Regions from separate parts of the Homo sapiens genome. Here region 1 is linked to region 2. A link is an interaction called in ENCODE POLR2A ChIA-PET data of the cell type or tissue named here. Cell type or tissue: IMR-90. All regions are shown on one strand. Links, peaks and the distances in the headings refer to the core of each region. The heading gives the core; the rest is flanking DNA. Region 1 overlaps HSPB7 (heat shock protein family B (small) member 7). Region 2 has its middle 36 kb from the start of EPHA2-AS1.

What was found. ChIA-PET counts read pairs that join two places held together with the same protein. Peaks named below come from ENCODE experiments on the same cell type or tissue, not always from the same donor. Only the 100,000 strongest peaks of a DNase experiment are listed, where the experiment ranks them.
Region 1: POLR2A ChIA-PET joins it to region 2 with 10 read pairs; 3 of 35 experiments call an interaction of 5 or more read pairs at or near these places.

The regions. Positions count from the first base shown.
Region 1 is chr1:16,012,046-16,014,946 of GRCh38, reverse strand. HSPB7 (heat shock protein family B (small) member 7) reads left to right here. Exons shown (of 3, transcript NM_014424.5): 3 at 1-918. Among named protein-coding and RNA genes, the nearest start is that of HSPB7, 4.5 kb to the left of the region's middle. RefSeq lists silencers at 1,439-1,698, 1,849-2,058. In IMR-90, for the core only: no CTCF peak of the experiment used is centred there; a DNase peak (open chromatin) is centred at 1,566; H3K4me3 peaks cover 380 bases.
Region 2 is chr1:16,117,612-16,120,512 of GRCh38, reverse strand. No RefSeq gene overlaps it. Among named protein-coding and RNA genes, the nearest start is that of EPHA2-AS1, 36 kb to the left of the region's middle. RefSeq lists enhancers at 1-408, 1,680-2,353. In IMR-90, for the core only: no CTCF peak of the experiment used is centred there; no DNase peak of the experiment used is centred there.

The DNA of each region.
Region 1 (2,901 bases), core at 60-2,559, 110 kb after region 2:
ATGGGGTTTTTCCAATACAGCTGGTTCGTGATAAACTGCATGAAACTCCTGCCGTCCTGCGCCTGCTGGGGCCTCCAGGCAAGGCCAAGTGGGGTTGGGGGTGGGGCTGGTCCTTCTCCCTCCCACAGGCCTGTGTTCTTGGGGCTGCTCCCATGCAGACAGGATCACCTAACAGAGATGGAAGCCAGGGCATGGATGGGGCTTTGGGTCCTCGAGGTTGGACCCCAGCTTCTTGCCACCTTCCCCTCCGGGCAGTCAGCTCTCCATCCATCCCCCTCTTTAATCTATGAATCTATAGGCTCGGTGTGTGTAACACACACACCCCTATCGTTGTCCTTCAAATACTCAGCATTACCATTGGTTGAGGCCAAATTCAGAGCTTTCTCAAATCAGATTTACAATCTCCATTTTCATTAACGGGGAAACATCCCCGAGCCACTGAGTGCTGTGCTTTGTCACTGAAGGTTAGATCTGAACCCAGGGTGTCAACTGCTGCTCTCAACTCCCCACCTCTGGGCACTGAGGAGTATTTCCCCTCATTCTACCTCTCTAAGGCTATGCAACCCTCCCCACGTCTTCCAGCTGGGGGATGGGGGGGAGTCATAGGAAAAGCCCCCATCTCCCATCTGGGATAGGGACCTTCCATCAGCCTTAACCCTGGGAAATGCCTGCTGCCCCCAATGACTCTTGGTTTCGTCTCCCACATACAGAAGCAGGGTGGAGGGGAAGGGTGGGTCTCAGTTAGCAGGGGTCCCCAGGGCAAGTCAGCCTCCTCCCTCCATGCCTCTCTGGTCAGTGTGCCTTAGGGTGGCCTCTCACTCCCACCACTCTGGGCCCCTTGGGGGAGGACTGGGGAGGGGGCCGTGGGAGAGCCCTGACGCTGGAACCTGTATACACAATAAAGGACAGTCTCACAGACTTCTGGAGGCCGCCTGCCTGGAGTTCTCAAACTTAGGGCAGGGCTGGAAACCCTGAGAGAAACAGACACACCTTCTTTGAGATTTGGGGATGGGGGTTGTAGCTCAAGTTAAAGCTGAAGACCTCACAAAATGTGGGCGTTCCTCGGCCTCCTCCGTGGGCTCCCCAGACCCCCCTGGGCAGGAACCCCAGGATTGTTTCTGGAAAACCCTTGCAACACCTTCTCGTCCAACTGCCTGCCCTTCCCTTTTTATTATTTCTTTCCTTCCAGAGATATTTACTGTCCTGCTATGTGGCGGGCACTGTTTCAGTCCCAGGCGCAGGGACGCAAAGGTGGGCAGGCTGCACCGGGTCGCCTGCCCTCTTGAAGCCCTTCTTGTACCTAATGGGGATTCTGCGGCCCAGAGAGTCTGAGTGACTGGCCCAGGGTCACACAGCCCCAGAGGCAAAGCCAGCTGGAACTTGGGGGCGGGGGTGTCCGGGTTGGTTCAGGGAGCCTGGGGAGGGGAGCTCTCCGGAGGGGTCCCCCACCCCTCACACCCCCAGGCTTGCTCCCCAGTGCAGCTCCACCGGCTGCGGTCAGGAGGAGGGGAGGGGATCAGAGGGGGCGCGGTATTTCCAGCCTCCATGACTCACTGATTCCACTGGGCTATTTGCAGCCCCGACACTCATTGGCGCGAGGTTGGGGGAGGAGCCAGCCTGGCTCCCCCTCCCACGCCCCCCACCCGGGGTCAGGCTCACCTTGGCGTACGGATCTCAGCGAGCCCTCCCTCGGCCGGCCGGTGCTGGGAAAGGGGGCAGCTTCCCAAGTGGTCAGTGGGGCCGAAAACCACCCCCAGCCCCCAGCAGCCCCCTCCCCAGACAGCAGTTTGCGAGGATGAGGACTGCTCAGGGGACCAAGCGGCCGCTGGGCCGCTGGGGCACGTCGGGTCTGAAGGAGCCCTTGGCCGCCAGCCCGGCCAAGGTGACCCTGCGGTAGGGGAGGGCGGGTCGGCCGCGGGGCTTTCGCCGGCTCCGCCCCCTGGGCGCCCAGACTGGCCGCGGCGCTTTGTCTCCCAGCGCCCCCAACCCCCTTCCAGGCTAAATATAGGCCTGGCTGCAGGCCCTGCGCCCCGCCCCCACCCGGAAGAGTAATTATAGCCGCCCCATTCATTGAGCAACTAGTGTGTGCCAGGCGCGCCGCTGATTCCCACAAGAGTCCTGCAAAGCAGGTACTATGATTAACGGTGTGCCTAGAAGGACACGGAGGATCAGCGAGGTCAGGCAACTGGCCCAAGGTCACCCAGCCTGGAAGTGGCACGGTTGGGATGTGAATCCTTGCTATGGCTCTGGAAGGCCATCTGCTGGGTCAACCTGGATCAGTCGCCACCACCAATGGGCTGAGGCAGCTTCCCTCCTCCCACCCTGGCAGCCCCCACAGGGAAAGGGGGCTCTCGCGTCTTGTAGCTTTGGGGGTGGGCCTGGGCAGCAGGTAGGGGAAATTGAAAAGACGCAGCTCTCTGGGGCTGGAGACCTGTGAGAAAGTCCAGGTCAGGTAGTACCAGAGACTGGGAGGGGCAGAGAGGACCTAGAAGGTTTCCTCACTTTGAAGGCCTAGCAGAGGCCAAAGGCCTCCTCCTCCAGGAAGCCCTCCAGAGCCAGAGCACAAAGAGCCCAGGCAGATGTTCAGAGCCCCTTCCCAAACCCTGTCTTCAAAGTCAGATGGAAGTAGCGCATGCTCAGGAGCCTGAGGTGAGAGGATCTCTTGAGCCCAAGGTTTAGAGACCAGCCTGGGCAACATGGCAAGAACCCGTCTCTACACAAAATACGAAAATTAGCTGGTATGGTGACGTGCACCTGTGGTCCCAGCTAGTCGGGAGGCTGAAGTGGGAGGATGGCTGGAGTCCAGGAGATGGAGGCTTCAGCGAGCCGTGATCGCACCACCGCACTCTATCTTGGGTGACACAGTGAGACCCTGACTCAAATAAAATAAAAAATGACCGG
Region 2 (2,901 bases), core at 320-2,819:
ACCAAGACAAGATTCCTCCATCTGCTATGCCACCCTAACCCCTGGCTGTTGTGTCAGGAGCAGCTGTAGGACAGCAGCCCTGCCCTCATTCCCACCCCTAGCAGAACCTTCATCTCTGATTTTAGCCTTCTCTGCTGAGAAGTGGGCCTGCAGCCCTTTCTGGGTTCTGAGCTGCAGGGACCTTGGTGGGCCTTTGATGCATCCAGCAAAGCCCTGAAGGAGGTGAAGGCAGTGGTGACTGGGGCATTGGGTAGGGAGATGCCTGCTTTCTCTGCTGCTCCCAGTCTGCATGGCAAGTTAAAATCGTGTCGCCAGGCACCAGCCCGAGATTTCCTAATTAATTAGCAAATTCTGGAGGGACAGGCAAGCTCTCTGCTCGCCTCCCCATTCACACCCCCTCAGCTCCAGCTGCAGCCCAGGGCCTGGGATGGGGCCTTGGGCACCATAGATGCTGCTAGAACAGGGGGCAAATGAATGTGTACGGGAAGTGCTTGAGTCCTTAGCTCCGGCCCTCTGTGCCTTTGCCCATTCTGTGCATCGCGCCTGCATCGTCCCTCCCCGGAACTATGTCTGGTACCCAGTAGGCCCTCAATAAACATTTGTTCAATAAACAAATGAACTGTGGGGGACAAGGACTGGGCTTTTGAGATCCAAGAGCCCTGTGGAGCTGGATATGGGTTTTGGGAATGTGGTGAGTGCTGTGCAATGGTCCTGGGCTCCCTCTGGCTGGCCGGGAGGGACCACAAAAGCTGGTAAGGAGAAGCAGTTGAATGTTTCTGAACACCTACCATTGTAGGTGGTGGGCGTTCCTCTAGCATTGCCTGTTCCTAGAGGAGTTGCTAATTAATTAGGAAATCTAAGGCTGGTGCCTGGCGACACGGTTTTAACTTGCCACGGTGCCAGTGAGTGTGCCATGCCAGTGATCATGCCCAGCCCAAGACCCACACCGTCTTATGCAAGGGTCACAATGACCCTGAGGGGCATACATTTATCCCCATTTTGGGGACCCTGGGGCTCAGCGAGGTTACAGTAATCAGACCAAGTTCCCACAGCTAGGAGGTGACAAAGCGGCATAGGAGACAAGAGTCAGCTCATCCCACTGCCTGCTGCTCGGTGACATTTGGGGACCTTGGGGTTCTTTTCAGGAAACGGCAGGAAGACCCTTGGACTGGGAAGGGAAGACAGAGGTTCTGTTGGGCGCCTACTATTGACTTGGCTGTGGACTCCTGGGCATGTCCCTTGTGTCACGGGGGCTCAGTTTGTCCGTCTGTAGTGAGGAAGGCTCCAGGAAGTCTGTCCTGGCTGAGATGAGGGGCCCCTGCCCCCACCACAGAGTTGCCCCCTCCCCACTCCTGGCACCCTCTCCCCAGGCAGCCCTGGGCAGCCCCAGGTAGCCCGGCCAGCAGGCCCCACTCCAGCCCTCTGGGTCTGGCTTTCCAGTCCAAACCGTCAGCCAGTCTCTGTCGGCAGAACCAGACCCAGTTTCTGGGAAGCTGCAGCCACATCCCACCCCTGCCTGGGGTGGGGGCCCCCTTTCTCCTGCTGGGCCCGGGCCCCATTTCAGCAGCCTCATCACATTCCCCACGGCCTCAGCAGCCTGATGGATGGATGGATGCAGCTTCCACACTGGGCTGGCAGAGCAGGCGGCTGCATGATCAGGTCTCCTGCTGGGCGGAGGGGCCTTTCCCCCAGGACCAGGCCTCATGGGCCCGGCCAACCAATCCCAGCATCTGGGCACAGGACACACTTCCCCAGACTCTGCACCCCTCCCCTGTACTCTAATGCGGTCTAGACTCCCGGACCTGCCCTCAGTTCCCCATGAGCCCTCGCCCACCCCCGCACACATCCCTCCCTATTTCTGTCTGTGGAAAATACACCCACCCTTCCAGGCTCAAATCAAATCACCCATTTTCCAAGAGACCTTTGCAGGCCAGGTGTGGTGGGTTACGTCTGTAATCCCAGCACTTTGGGAGGCCGAGGTGGGTGGATCTTCTGAGGTGGGGAGTTCGAGACCAGCCTGGCCAACATGGTGAAACATTGTCTCCACTAAAAATACAAAAGTTAGCTGGGCGTGGAGGCGCATGCCTGTAATTGTAGCTACTCAGGAGGCTGCGGTAGGAGAATCGGAGAATCGCTTGAACCCAGGAGGTGGAGGTTACAGTGAGCCAAGATCATGTCACTGCACTCCAGCCTGGGCAACAAGAGCGAGTCTCCATTTCAAAAAAAAGAGAGAGAGACTTTTGCAGAGCCCGCTCTGCTGCCAGGCAATGGGGACACATTAACCCTGCCTCCCTCAGGCTCCTATCGTGGCCGGCTGTGGATCACAGAGGGCTTGAATGACACTCAGGTGTGTCTGTCTGGCCCTCTCCTCTGAGCTTGTGTGTGTGTGTGTGTGTGTGTGTGCACGCGTATGTAATAAAATGCCAATAGCTAATAATTATTAAGCGCATTGCATGTGCTGCCACTGTTCAAAGTGTTTCCCAAGGATTAACTCATTTAATCCTCCCAAAAACTCTGTGACCTAGTCCTACTACTGCCCCATAAGCTGGGGGCCATATCTCCCGTCTGTCCAGGACAGTCCTGGCTTTGGCCTGTTGTCCTGGTATAATTGGTTGTAATAGCTCCCCCTTTCGCCTTCTGTCTTTAAGTGGACAATAATTGATCCAGTCACCCTATCATGAAGCGCAGAGAAGTGAAGGGTTTGCCCAGAGCTCCACAGCTAGCAAGTGGCAGCGCCAAGGTTCGAGCCCAGCCCCTTGCCACAGGGCTTTGCTCTAAGCTATCGGTGAATTTCCCAGTGAGTGAGCCTAGGTCTCCTTGTGCTTTTCTCTCGACCCTCCTTTTATTTTACAAGATTCTTTTTGTTGTTGTTTTTTATTTTTTCCATTTTATCACATCTGA